Linked DNA regions of Homo sapiens: all the other regions are linked to region 2. The links are chromatin contacts, found by Hi-C or POLR2A ChIA-PET in ENCODE. All regions are on one chromosome and are shown on one strand. The core of a region is the stretch at or near the end of the contact, and the rest is flanking DNA. Distances in the headings are between cores, read along the strand shown.

Region 1 (4,228 bases), core at 248-2,747, 1.2 Mb after region 2:
GGAGAACTCAGCTCTGCTCCAGCCAGCACAGCTCAGAGAAATGGGGCATCCACACTTTCGGATTTGTAGCCCACCTTGCCTCCTTCCAATTCCAGCTCAGGCTCCAGGGGGATAAAGCGAACACAGCCTAGACATTCCCTCTCTTCCCCCCTCACTATACGAGCTGGCTAGGCCTCCACGTCTCCCACCCGGTTGCCTGACAGACAAGCGAGGTCAGGGAGCCCCCTGGGCGGTGGCCAGCAAGCATGGTCTCCCTTAGGCCTAGCCTCGGTGCACCCGAGTTGCCCTCCCCCTTCCATTCCCTCCGCGCCAGCAGCGATGACATCATTCCTCCCTGACTCCGGGACCGCGGACAGGCGGCAGGATCCGCGCCCAGCAAGGACTTCAGGCACGTAGGCCTAAGATGATGGGGGCTCTTCCCAACCAGTGCGCACAGGCAGCTCCAGCGCGACCCCACTTCCTCTCCCGTCGGTTCCCGAGCACTCTCATCTGCACCCCGATTCCCCATCTGGTCGCCGCGCACTCTCCTTCCCGGTTTAGATGCCCCCAGCCTGGTCTGCCTGCGCTCCCCACCGGAGAACGGAATTCCCAGGTTCTGCACCAACCACCTTCCCCCACTGGGTCCCTCGCCCCGGCCCAGCGTTCCTGTCCGTATATCCAGCGGACAGGCGGGCAAGCCCCTCCTCTTCTAAAAGCTGATTCCCAATCTCTCTTAGCCTGACGGCTCCCCCGCCCTAAGCATCACAGGCCTCTAGGACTAAACGCCTCCCCACCTCCCATCCCAGACCCCTGGGCCTGCCGCCGGCGGTGCCCCATGGCAGTTCCCTCGCCAGTCCCTGCTATGGGCCTCCACTAGCGGTGTGCACCTTTGTGCCCCCTCCGTTCCATCCGACGGTGCCCTGCTTCCACCGACGGTGCCCTCCGCCCTTACAGGTCCCTTTGCTCTCATCCAGCATATTCTCCCACGGTTTTCTTGTCCTGCAAGTCCCCGTCCCCCGGCAATACGTTTTCAGGGATCTCTTTGCCCCATCCGATGGCGCCCCTCCGCACGATCCCCCCGGCCTGATTCCCTCCCTCCCCCTCAAGCGACGCCCCCTCCGGCCTTGGCCTGCCCGCCGCCCGCCCCCTCACCAGCGGCTGCATCTCCGAGTGCGCGGTGGGCACCTGGAACCGGTCGATCTCCTCCATCATGGTGCCGGCGGGCGAGCGGGCCAGGGGCCGGGCGCGGCCGCGGACGCCGACAGGACCGCGCGGGGCGGCGGCCCCAGGAGCCCGGCGGGTGGTGCAGACTAGGCCTCCCCGGACCACTCGGGCGGGCAGGGGCCGGGCGGATGCAGGGGTGGGCGGGGGCGAGAGGTTCGCAGACTGGCTGAGGCCGGCGTGACTCCGTGGGCTTGCCTAGCACTACCGCGGCTGTGGCCGGGCCGAGCCGCAGGTCTTGCCTCGCCTCCTACTCCGCTGCCGCCTCCTGTCAGCAGCTCAGCCACTGCGGTGACTCGGCAACTCCACTTCCGGGTCCGGGACACCGCCCGGATCTTGCATTATTCATGAGGAGGCGGTGCCTGGGGACCCCAGCCCCACCCACATGCGGGAGTTCCGAATGCGCGCGGCCGCCCAGCTGTGATTCCTGAGGGGGCGGGGCTTAGTGGAGACTCGCTCGCCGCGCGCCCAACCCCGCCTCCTTTCCGGGCCGGCTGGGCGCGCCGAAGCGCCTGCGCCTTGGCTGCTGGTCGGTTGCTGGGTAACCGCGTCAGGGAGTTGGATTCTATCCTGCAAGGGCACGGGGACCCACAACGACGGCTGTCCCTAAAGAACCGTTGCGACTGGTAACTGAAGTGGAAGAGAGTCCAGATTTCTTGTGTGTGGTCAAGGAGACGGACAAACTTTTTGTCTTCAGACGAGGGAGCGTTTTGTAGGCTCTCCAGGGGTTGAGATGATTCCTGCTTCTGCGAAGGCTCCCCATAAACAGCCTCATAAGCAGGTAACGTACGCACACCTTCCTTCTGATGACCTCTGACCTTCGTCGTCGCCAGTGACCACTAATCATACCTCTCCTACTGATCCTTGATCTTTTCTCTGTTGACCCCAGCCTTCTCACCCCCGTGACCTCTGGTAAGTGCTCCCACTGACCTCTGACTCTGTCCTACTCTTTCCCACTAATCCCGGCCTCCTCTCCCATACTACCCCAATCCACCGTTTCTTACCTCTCTCCTTTTATCCACCATTCCCATCTCTTCACTTCACTTTACCCCATGGACTCATTCTGACCAGTCTATTCTCCTTAACTTCCCCATCCCCATTCCCACGAGTCCCTTCCTCCTTGTTCTCACATTCTTGTCCCAAAGGAATTTTTCTTTTTCTTTTTCTTTCTTTCTTTCTTTTTTTTTTTTTGAGACAGAGGCTCGCCCTGTAGCCCAGGCTAGAATGCAGTGGCGCCATCTCAGCTCTCTGTAACCTCTGCCTCCTGGGTGCAAGCGATTCTCCCACTTCAGCCTGACGAATAGCTGGAACCAAAGGCATAGGCCACCACGCCCGGCTAAATTTTGTGTTTTTGGTAGAGACGGGGTTTCCCCATGTTGCCCAGGCCCGTCTCTAACTCCTGAGCTCAAGCGATCCTCCTACCTTGACCTTCCGAAGTGCTGGGATTACAGGCGTGAGCCACGGCGCCCAGCCTCAAAGGCATTCTTTATCCAACCCTTTGCTGTGTGCCTAGCTCCAGGCTAGGTGGGAACACAGCTCTTGCTGTTTGGGAGCCCACAGAGGGTGTGCAAGAGAACTAAACAGAATACAGGACAGGCTATGTGCAGGAGTGTGATTTTATTTTCTGTGCTGGGAGATTTATGAGGAGAGAAAGGGCAGGCAAAGAGGAAGAGGAGAGAGGCCCTTTTCTCATCCCTGTCCTCACCCCCACAGTGCACAACCCAAACACTCTGCCCCAACTATTTCTAGAGCCTCATATCTCTCTCTTCCCTGCGAGCCCCTGGTCCACTCCTATGATTCATTCAGCTATGTGAACATTATGCTCTTATTACCACCTGGACAGATGTCATCCCTTCTCACAGGAAACCCGAGTCATCCCCCACTTAACCCACTGAGCACAGAGTTCTGCTTTCTTCCTCAGCATCACCACGGAAGGCAAGGCAGTCCCAGTTTCCCAAGGAGTCTTCTGTGGTGAAGCAACTCAGTCCTTCAGGAACTTTTTCCAAACCCTTTATGAATTACCACTCAGGCTAATGTGTAGTTTCTAGCTCTGGAAAGCAGGACTTCTATATATTTATTCCAGATTTACCCCACTCAAGTCTAGGTACATTGAGGTTTAGAGAGCCAATCTCCATGCTACTTATGACTTTGCATATTTTGGTCTGGCCACCTCCATGTTAGCCTTTGCTCCTCTGCCTCTTTTACCTGGGCTTCTGTAGCAGATGGACCTGACTTTCTTAGGTCTCTGCAGCCTTGGGGAAGCTGCTAGTCCCATATGAACATGCCCTAATTTTATGTTGGGGTTGGGCTTTACGTTGAAGTTCATGTACTGTGTTTGAGCCTCCTGACCCTATATTTACAGGCAGTTTGCTTTTATTTATTTTTTATTTTTGTATTTTTTATTTTTGAGACGGAGTTTCACTCTTGTCACCCAGGGTGGAGTGCAGTGGCGCAATCTAGGTTCACTGCAACCTCCACCTCCCCGATTCAAGGGACCTGCCTCAGCCTCCCAAGTAGCTGGGATTACAGGCATGCACCACCATGCCTGGCTAATTTTTTTTTATTATTTTATTTTATTTTATTTTTGAGACGGAGTCTTGCTCTGTCGCCCAGGCTGGAGTGCAGTGGTGTGATCTTGGCTCACTGCAAGCTCCGCCTCCTGGGTTCACGTCATTCTCCTGCCTCAGCCTCCCAAGGAGCTGGGACTATAGGCGCCTGCCACCACGCCCAGCTAATTTTTTTGTATTTTTGGTAGAGACAGGGTTTCACTGTGTTAGCCACGATGGTCTTGGATCTCCTGACCTCGTGATCTGCCCGCCTCGGCCTCCCAAAGTGCTGGGATTACAGGTGTGGGCCACCGCACCCAGCCAATTTTTGTATTTTTAGTAGAGACGGGGTTTCACCATATTGGTCAGGCTGGTCTCGGACTCCTGACCTCAGGTGATCCACAGGCCTAGGCCTCCCAAAGTGCTGGGATTACAGGGGTGAGCCCCCGTGCCCCAGCAGTTTGCTTTTAAAATAAACATTA
Region 2 (4,678 bases), core at 2,051-4,550:
AAAGGGTTTTGGCTCCTGTTTCTGATTTCAGTGGGGCAGGCTTCTGTAGTCTGGGCAACTTCTTCAATGGCTTCTGCAATGCACTGGCTTCTTCAGTGCCTGGCTATCGCACTATATAGTGACCAGTTGTCAGAAACTTCTCCTAGCACTCCCCGCAGATGGTTTGTAGTAGAGTACCTCTGGTGAGACACCTCCCCAAGAATGGCTTCAACCAGCACTCCGTAAGAAAAATGTCTGGCAACTTCCATGCCATCCAGTGAGCCACAGGTCTTTTCTCTAACGAGGTCTGCAGGCCAGCTCTGGTCTCGGCTCTTCTTTGACACTCTTACCTCAGCCCTAGCTGCTCTTTATATATGGTAATCCTGTTTTGGAATTATCTTGCTTCTTTACTAGCCAATCCATTATTATTCCAACCCCCTATTATACTTAATAAATCTTTAAATAAAACTTTCCTTATTAAAAAAATGTAATTCCTGTTCAAAAAGTGGGGTTCTTCTCTCCTGATTGGACCCAGACTGATACACCTGGTAATTTTTAAAGGTGACTATAAAGTTTGATGAGCTGTCAAAATTAAGGATTTATGTTCAACAAAGGACAAAATTAATATTTAATGGAATAGAAGACAATTTAAATGTCTAAAACTGACGAGTGACACCTGTAATATACAAGAAACCATCAGGAAGAAAAATGGGCAGTGGATATGGATAAGCAGTTTTAAAAGGAGGAAACTCAAAAGACCATCATTAAATGTTTGGCCCGGCACGGTGGCTCACGCCTGTAATCCCAACACTTTGGGAGGCCTAGGTGGGTGGATCACCTGAGGTCAGGAGTTCAAGACCAGCTGGCCAACAGGATGAAACCCCGTCTCTACTAAAAATACAAAAATTAGCCGGGCGTGGTGGTGGGTGCCTGTAATCCCAGCTACTTGGGAGGCTGAGGCGCAAGAATCGCTTGAACCCGGGAGGCAGTTTGCAGTGAGCCGAGATGGTGCCACTTCACTCCAGCCTAGGCGACAGAGTGATAAGATTCCTTTTATTTTTCAAACCAATGGGGCTGTGTCTGTTGTCCCCCTCGGTCCCCAGGGGTGGGGGGGCCTTGGAAGGCAGGGTGGTGTTGGGGGGCTGGGGGGCAGGCTGAGTGTGTGTGTGTGTGTGTGTGTGGGTGTGGGTGTGTGTGGAGTGTGGGTGTAGGACTCCAGTCCCAGCTGCTGCCTAGGCTCCTGTGGGTCCGACCGGGTTCCCCCTCCCCTGTCCACCTTCCCCAACAGGGCTATAGTTTCAGGGTGTCCCAGGCCTTGGCTGGTTGGCTGGGCCCAGCTCCTGGGGGCTGGGCAGGGCAGGGCAGGGCAGGGCCGGGTCCACTTCCATTGTTAGCAGTTGTTTGCAGAATTTTCTCTGTTACCATTCCTCTCTTTTTGTTCTCGCCCAGAGTGGGTGGTTTTTTGTTGTTGTTTTAGATTTTCATGTGAAGGCAGAGAGTTTTTTTTCTTTTTTAACTCCCCATCCCCCTATGCGGGGTGTCATTTCACCATCCACATCCTTGTTTGCGTTTCTGGCCCTCGTCCTCCCTGCCTCTCCTCTGCCTCCCCAACCCCCGCCTACCTACTGCTCCCAGGGGTCTCTCCAGGGGCAGGGGGATTTCAGGAGATGGGGTGGGGGCCAGCCCCTACTGGACCCTTGTAATCTGATTTGAAGACCATCCCCCTGATGGGACCAGCAGCCCCGCTGGCCCACTGGGGGTCCCTCTTAACATCTGCTTGTTGTGGGGGTCAGTGCCACGGTCTGCTGGGGTCTTGGCACTGTCTTCCTGGCCGGGGCCTGGCACCTTAGCCCCCAGCCGGCCCGAGTGGGGGATATCGACACCCCCAGCTAAAGCACAAGCACCTTAGTCATCCCTCCTCTCCCCCTGCCTCCTGGCCTGCCACCCCACCCCAGCGTTTACCCCAAAGCACAATGCCCTGGTCACTTGGCAAGTGGCTGGGCCTGACGGAGGCCAAGGGGCAGACCGGGGCTCCAGCCAGACCCCCGAAAGGAAGCAGGTGCTCCCCCACTTCCAGGACTTAGTTGGGGCGGGGGGCCCAGCTCCTGGGCCTAGGGTCTTCTCACCCCCACCCCCTTGTCCTGGGTAGGCCCCTGCCTGCCCCTCTCTGCCTTTTCCTCGGGTGTCCCTCCTCGAGCCCCTGCGGCACTGGCTTGGGTGGCAGAGCCCACTTGTTTCAGGGACCCCAGGAGGTGGTGCCCCCTGGCTCCTGGGACTGTGTGTGGGTCTGGGGGGTGGGGGGGTGGGGAGAAGCGTCGGGCAGGGGGTGCAGGGGAGGAAACTCCTCACCAGGAAAGCCAAAGACAGGGTTGTGCCTTACCTCAGGAGCCACCCGTTCCCCCTTGCCCTGCCGTTCACCCTCCACCTTTCCCCCCGGGCGGCCTGCTGCTTTTTCCTTCTCTTCCTCCCCTGCCCTGCCCTGAGCTGCATGGTTCCCCTACCCTGGGAAGCCAGGAAGGAATCTGAATGGAGAATCACCAACCACCAAAGAAAAAAAGACTGCGGGGCCCTCCCCTGCCAACTCCCCTTCCCTGGCCGCCCACTCACCCACACCTCTTTCACGCAGGACAGGCTGCCCACCCTGTCCACGTGAAGTGCCAACGCCCTCCCCACCCTGGGCCGAGCCCCCACCCCTCCCTGGGCCCCCAAGTGAGATTGCACATTTAACTACTGTAAGGAGAGGAGCGGCGTTGGCAAATGTGAACCATGAGAATATCGGTGATACTGATGAGAATAAACGCCTTTGTAAAAAAAAAAAAAAAAAAAAAAGTCTGGAGCCAGGCGTGGTGGCTCGCCTGTAAGCCAAGCACTTTAGGAGGCCAAAGCGGCAGGATCGCTTGAGGCCAGGAGTTGGAGAGACTAGCCTGGGCAACATGGCGAAACCCGTCTCTACTAAAAATAGCTGCGCATGGTGGCTCCGCCTGTAGTTCCAGCTACCGGAAGGCTGAGGCGGGAGGATTAGAGACTGAAGCTATAGTGAGCCATGATCAGACCACTGCACTCAAGCCTGGGTAAGGCAGCAAGACCCTATATCAAAAAATAAAAAAAGGAAAACCACAATGATTACGCAAGTCGCCGCCCTCCCTCCTGCGATTGTTGCTATTTCCATCCAGCTACTAGTCTCCTCCTCCCGCCCGACACCTGGCGCGTCTATCTGACGTCACGAACGCGCCACACAGATTCGGGCTGCGCAACCTCTGTGGCCGTCTACACGGCGCGCAGATGCGAATATTCTCGCGGCGCCGGAAGTCCGGGGCACGTGACCTGGTGACAGTGCTGACTTGGCTGTACAGCTCGATCTAGGTTCTGCGGCACGGGATGGCGGAGGCGCCTCCTGTCTCAGGTATTGTCCCGGCCCGAGCGGGACTGGGCCCCTTTCAGGGAGCGGAAATTGGGTCAGTGACGAAGTTCTAGGGCCTCAGCCACTCATATCGCGAGAGTAGCACATGCTAGGGCGTAGGATAGTGGCTCGGAAGGGCCAAGCCCCGCGCATCGTGCGTACGAAGATCTGTGTCTTCTTGGACTAGATGGTGAAGCCCAGTAGCTGGGTTTCGGAGGAGAGAGGACTTGTCCCGGCGCTGCGAGTCGATGTGGGTGCCCTGCCTTCCCACAGGCTGTTTCTGGGGCAGCGGCGCACTGACCTTCGACAGGCGGGCGTCGGCCAGGTCACAGCCAGTGACGGTGGCGGGCTCTTGACGTGTAGGGTGTGGTGTGCTCATACCGCCTGGAGTGGTGGCGTGGGCGCGAGCCGAATTCCAGTAGTTTAGAGTCTCAGCCTGCTGCGAACCCCGTGTGACTCAGTCTCAGTCTCCTCATCTGTCAGTTGGGAGTAGATAAGTTAATTCCTGTGATGGCTCCCGCCCTGTACTGTACCTATTCTGTAATTGTTCACTCACTCCCCCTCCTGGAGTTGCCTCAGTGTGTAGAGACAGCCTCATTTGTTCGTTGATATAACATCCATTTCCTCAGGGTGTTCCATAGATCAGTGTTTTCCAAATGTGTTGGACAGCAACCAAAAGAAACATTTTGCATCGCGACCTTAAATATTGTACACTTACATAAATATAAAAGCGAACCAGAAGTTTCTGGAAGCAGTGAGGTTGGTTGGTTTGTTTTACAATCAGCAATATATTCTGTTTTCTGTTTCGTTTAAAAATATGTCACAGCCCACTGCCTTCATTTGATTTTATGGCCCACTCTGGAAAACAGGGCAGCAGTTTGCAGAATGGAGTTTGGAAACCATTGGTTTGAATCTCAGCTCTGTCCCTGACCAGCCGTTGGGGCACCAAGAAGACCATATATGTATTTGTATACTGGGTGGCAGGTAAAATGTATTTATTACTATGGTTCTTAGTTTAAAAAGTTAGGGCCGGGCGTGGTGGCTCACGCCTGTAATCCTAGCACTTTGGGAGGCCGAGGTGGACGGATCACGAGGTCAGGAGATCGAGACCATCCTGGCTAACACGGTGAAACCCCGTCTCTACTAAAAATACAAAAAATTAGCTGGGCATGGTGGCACGCGCCTGTAGTCCCAGCTACTCCGGAGGCTGAGGCAAGAGAATTGCTTGAACCCTGGAGGCGGAAGTTGCAGTGAGCCAAGATCGTGCCACTGCACTCCAGCCTGGGCGACAGAGTGTGA
Region 3 (4,804 bases), core at 1,064-3,563, 1.3 Mb after region 2:
ATGATTCTAAGACAGGAAAAAGCATGTTTGCAAACTAGTGGAGTTGAGGATAAATGTGTATACAGACAGGTCTGGAGGTGAAGATGGAACATGAGGGAGTTCGAAAGGCCTCTGTCTCTTCAAAGCAGAGTCCAGCTCCATAGCTGAGATTGGGGCAAGGAAGCTGGAGGGAAGGAGGTGTGAGACAGTTGTTGCATTTGGGATAGGTAAGTCATTAATAACGATAATAGCAATTAACACTTAATAGCACTATGTGCCAGTGTGGTATCTAAATGTCATATATGTATATTTCCTTATGTAATCTCATAACAATCCTATGTGATAAACACTATCGTATTCCTGTTTTATGGATAAGACCACTAAGGCACAGAGCAGTAACTTGCTAATAAGTGGCAGACCAGGATTGAAACCCAGGCAGGTTGGTACCAGAGTCCATGCTCACAACCACTATACTATACTGTATGCTGCAGATGGAGAGAAATGTCTGACCTGGCAGTGTTCCTAAACCAGGCCAAAGCAGGGGCAAATAACTATCCAGGGAATTAGATATATTCAGTACTGACTGAGGCTTCTTGTAGACACTATATTCTCCCAGCACCGGCCTGAGCCTACTACTCTTCCTCTGTCTTCACCCGATCAGCCCCCCGGGGTAAGGGCGGGGACTCCCATTTCTTTAATCCCACTCCACATAGCAGGCTGAGTAGAGGCTCATCAAATAGGTAGAAACTTTATTTCCTAAATCCCTCCCTGGACCTCTTTCAGAAGGCAGTTCAAATGCACTGTAGGTAGAAGGCAGAGGAAGCCCTTATTTAGCAATGCAGAACTTGGCAGAGGCCCCACATCTGTCATTCTTCACAGCAGTCCCTTCCCACATGCTAGAGGGAAGGGGAAGCATGATAGGGAGGTCCACTTTTGTGGACTCAAACCTTGATGGGGATGTTGAGCAGTCACAACGCTTCTCAGAAAAGGCACAAGCACCCCAGACATTCAGGCCCGGAGAACAGGCTGGCTCAGCAGGTCTTCACGATCGGGTGTCTCGAGCCCTTCTTCGGGAACGAGGGCCACAGCTGGAGCTGGGCATGGAACCCAGGCCAGGGGGTGCTCCTGGGGGTTGGTAACCACACTCATTGGGGTCCAGGGGGTCCCGGCTGAGCAGCACCCACACTGCAGGCACATGGCGGCGCACTGTGAGGGGGTCTAGCCCTGTGTCAGGTGAGGCTGGGACCCAGCTGTCCTCAGTCTGAAGGAAACGTAGCTTGGTGAGCTGGTGCAGGCCTGGGACCCGCCGCTTGACAATCTCAGCGCAGCTGACAGCCTTTCCTGCAGCCCTGCCAGAACCTGAGAACACTACATGCCGAGCACTGCCGCCCTCCAACCGACCCAGAGCCAACCCCAGCAGGTTGCGAATTTTGCTGCCATCTCGGACCCGCATCTCAAGGGTATCAGGAGGTAGCTGGGGCATTGGGGAAGGCGCTGGGAGCTCTACAGAGCCAGCTTTCCGGTAGTGCTCCATCCTGCTTGCTGTCTTGTCTGTGACTCTCGCTGCCCACTGCAGGGAAGCATCAGGTAAGTGCTAAGCAATGTGCCCCAAGTCACTGTCCACCATCCCCTATCTCCATCCAGGATATGGCCCTGCTCCCCGTTCCAGACTTCCCAGAAACAGGATCATGTCCCCTTGTCCTTAGCATCTCGTGACAAGGTCCATGCCTGCCGCAGTCTGGGAAAGGGCTGTACCCCATACACCCCGTTCCTCTACAAGGGCCATAACACCCCCACCTCCAATCCTGGAGTCCAAGAGGCAGGATCACATTCCCCAAACACTGAGCTCTTTGGGAAAGTGCCAGGCCCCCTCATCCTAAACTCTCCAGGACTGGGGCTTAGCCCCCCTTATCCTGGGCTCCTTGGAACAGGGCCTGGAACCCTCACCCCAGACTAATACCAATAGAGAGCGCTCCTCACTTGGGGCTCTACAAGGACAGGGACAAGGCCCTTCGCCCCAGGCCCCCCGGGAAACAGCCAAGAACCCTTATCCAGTGCTGCCCCCAAACAGAACGGATCCCCTCTCCCAGAGATTACCAAGGTCAATCTATATCAACCCAGGTCACTCAGAAACTCGGGGGCAGAGGCTCGACTCGGAGGGCTGCTCAGGACATTCCAAGACAGCCTTGGCCGTTTCCATAGCCACGGTCTCTTCCAGGGTCTTGCCGGCCGCTGCAGCCAAGCCACAGGCGTCCCCCAACCCTACGAGCGCCCCTCTGCCCGCCCGGTTCCGGCTCTCACCGAAGCCGCCTCACGCACGATCCGGAGCCAAGATGGCGCGCGGGCCCGGAGCGCACTAAGGCCGCGGGGCCGCGCACGCCCCGAGGGGGCGGGGCGTGAGGGGCGGGGCGTGAGGGACGGGCCCCGAGGCATCTCCGCCGCGGAAACAACCCGCTGGCCAGAGCGCCCCGGACCAGTCCCAGCGGGGATGGGAACACGAGCGCAGCCTCCGCTGTTACGCCCCGGAGGGAGGCAGGACAGTTCCCTGCGGTAGAAAGGAGCGGCCGTCGGGGAAGTCCTGCGTCTGAAGGAGGGGGATCTGGCCCTTAGAAGATGGGAGGGCTGGCGTTAGCTGTTGAGCAAACGGGGAGCTGTGGGTTTCACCGTGGGTGCGAACAAAGGCTTCAGTTTGTAGTGGCTGCTGTTGCATGGGCGAGAGCCTTAGTTACCGACTTCTGAGCTTCGACCTCATCCTGTGGGCGCTGGCGGACCACGGGGGTTTTCCGGGTTTTCCAGGGGCCAGTCGAACCAGATCTTGTGCAGGGAGCCGAGGAGGGAGTGGTGGGGAAATCGGGCCACAGCCCCTGACGACACCTGCCGCGGAGTCTGGGGGCTGAGGGGGCGGGGGTGCCCACGGAGCCTAGTATGGTGCCTGGCGTATGACCGGCGCTCAATATTTGTTAAATGATTTGTTACATTAATGAACCAGAGAAATCGCGGTGGGAATGGAAAAAAGATTAAGTTGGGAGATACTAGTAGGTTCAGTGACGAGTTGGCCACTGTTTGGACGGAGAAGTAGGAAATTCCGATCTAGGGTGACTCCCAGGTTTCAGATCGGTTTGGACACGCTGAATTTGAGGTGCCGGAGAGGTCGCAAAGGCGGGGCGGCCAATGGGCCGTTGGAAAAAGGGTCTGGAGCCAGAGCACTCCCTGAGACCACAAGGGGGCAGCAAACATTTGGTGGACTACGGTGCCAATCTGTTTCTCAACATGCTTGCCCCAGCGCCCCTACTTCCCAACTTCCCCTCCCCAGGACCAAAACTTCCTGCATCCAAACCTCTTAGGCTGCCCTTCTCGGCTCGTGGCAGCAGGTAGGCTCCCAAGAGAGAAATTTAAAGGCCTTTGCACATGCTGCTCCCTTGGCTCTGAAAGTCCCTGGATATCACTTACCAGGTCCCTTCAGTCCCTTTTTTCTTCTGTGTCCACCTGATAGGACTGCCCTTTTCCTTTACTGTCTATCCTGCTAGCCCGTGCAGGGCAGGGATTAGCCCTATCTACTCCCATCATCTGACATTTGGAGGTCTCTTATTGGTAAATGTGGGATAAATGGATACATAAAGGAATATCCTATTCACATAATCAAATGAGAGCCTTCATTTTGAGAGCTCTACACCTGCCAGAAAGCCAGACCAGGATGAGTTTAGTTCCCAGTCAAACGATTAGGCAGGCTGACACCTCTGCCCCCTACCACCTCCATCCTAGACCAAGAAGCCAGCACACTCCTCCAGTCATCTCTATGGTTTATTGTCACTGAAATAAGAACACTGATTGGGGGGAGGGTGGGTGTTGCAAATTGCAAACCTCAGGTAACCTGACCTCCAACTTTAGAGCCCAGAGTACAGAGAGGTGGGCCTTGAAGCCAATAAATACAAAGCTTCCTCTGCCTTGTAACAAAGGCAGGTTGGCATAGGGCCCTGGAGCCTGACTGCCCAGGCCCACTTTGGGATGGGGAGCAGCTATCACTCCTCTGCTGGCTTCACTTGCGTGGCGGCCTCTAGCTGGCAAAGTAGCTCATCCCACTGCACGAATTGCTTGGAGAGAAGCATTGTCTGGTTGTAGGTCAAGGTGAGAATAGGAATCTGAGTGAGGAAGTTCATGGAAAGTGGGGAACAGGCAAACATAGGTGGGTAGGATAGGATGAGAGAGAGCTAGAGGTGGAACAAAAGGACAGGGCTTAGGGACAGCACCCATTAGGGTCCTAGTTGAGCAGAAAGGATACAGTCTTGTTGTATTCCTCCAGGAGAGCCTTGGACTCCTCAGTGATTTCCACACACTGGTCCTGTAGGGCCAAAGTGTAGCACAGAAAGGAACTGGGCAAAGCCCACATCTTCCACTAAACTTCCTGCCTCATCACGGACTCCCACTCCCCATGGAGCCTAAAAAAGATGACGCTTAACCCCAAAGCCAAAGGAGCAAATGGCTATGGGAGCACTTTCAGGCTCCAGGATGGGTGCCCTAACAGCAGTCCAAAGACGGATGGAAAAGGGAGTGGCCATACATTAAGTAAACATTCCCCCTAGTGTATGTCTCTTCTTCTGTCCTTATTTCTGAACTCTCTTTGAACTTTACACTAGGGCCTGGGAATAGTGAAAAAAGAGCCCCTCTACCCACAGTCAATGACATACCATCCCCAGGAATTCTTGGGTACCTCCCAGCCTCAACCTTATGGTGTCCCAATAAAGTCCTGCTCTGGAAGCAGAAAGTTTGTACATGAACCTAGGCAAGTCCCTTTACCTCCCTGGGGCATATGCAAGATAAAGGATAA

Evidence for each region. A loop is a pair of places that touch in the nucleus more often than their neighbours do. ChIA-PET counts read pairs that join two places held with the same protein, here RNA polymerase II (POLR2A). Pooled maps may share reads with other maps.
Region 1: a loop to region 2 is called in a map of naive thymus-derived CD4-positive, alpha-beta T cell, with 25 times the contacts of the local background. The contact joins the promoter of FAM219A here to the promoter of NFX1 in region 2. A Hi-C loop is called at or near these places in 1 of 168 maps with a recorded cell type or tissue (naive thymus-derived CD4-positive, alpha-beta T cell) and 8 of 50 pooled maps. POLR2A ChIA-PET finds 5 or more read pairs at or near these places in 2 of 52 experiments (CD4-positive, alpha-beta T cell and K562).
Region 3: a loop to region 2 is called in a pooled map, with 5 times the contacts of the local background. The contact joins the promoter of RPP25L here to the promoter of NFX1 in region 2. A Hi-C loop is called at or near these places in 6 of 50 pooled maps. POLR2A ChIA-PET finds 5 or more read pairs at or near these places in 2 of 52 experiments (activated B cell and activated T-cell).

The regions. Positions count from the first base shown.
Region 1 is chr9:34,457,073-34,461,300 of GRCh38, forward strand. It overlaps FAM219A (family with sequence similarity 219 member A), which reads right to left and starts at 1,498. Exons shown (of 6, transcript NM_001184940.2): 1 at 1,132-1,498. The coding sequence starts at 1,191. DNAI1 (dynein axonemal intermediate chain 1) reads left to right here and starts at 1,733. Exons shown (of 20, transcript NM_012144.4): 1 at 1,733-1,981. The coding sequence starts at 1,934. RefSeq lists enhancers at 1-164, 1,296-1,836, 1,399-1,693, 1,790-1,859 and a silencer at 1,170-1,419.
Region 2 is chr9:33,287,216-33,291,893 of GRCh38, forward strand. It overlaps NFX1 (nuclear transcription factor, X-box binding 1), which reads left to right and starts at 3,301. Exons shown (of 24, transcript NM_002504.6): 1 at 3,301-3,382. The coding sequence starts at 3,358. It also overlaps the pseudogene LOC100862682. RefSeq lists enhancers at 1,230-2,191, 2,897-3,316, 3,327-3,376, 3,346-4,545, 3,527-3,576.
Region 3 is chr9:34,609,784-34,614,587 of GRCh38, forward strand. It overlaps RPP25L (ribonuclease P/MRP subunit p25 like), which reads right to left and starts at 2,314. Exons shown (of 2, transcript NM_148178.3): 1 at 2,281-2,314; 2 at 712-1,549. The coding sequence starts at 1,513. The coding sequence ends at 1,022. DCTN3 (dynactin subunit 3) reads right to left here. Exons shown (of 7, transcript NM_007234.5): 6 at 4,259-4,318; 7 at 3,763-4,088. The coding sequence ends at 3,999. RefSeq lists enhancers at 1,232-1,785, 2,889-2,938, 3,066-3,115 and a silencer at 2,249-2,488.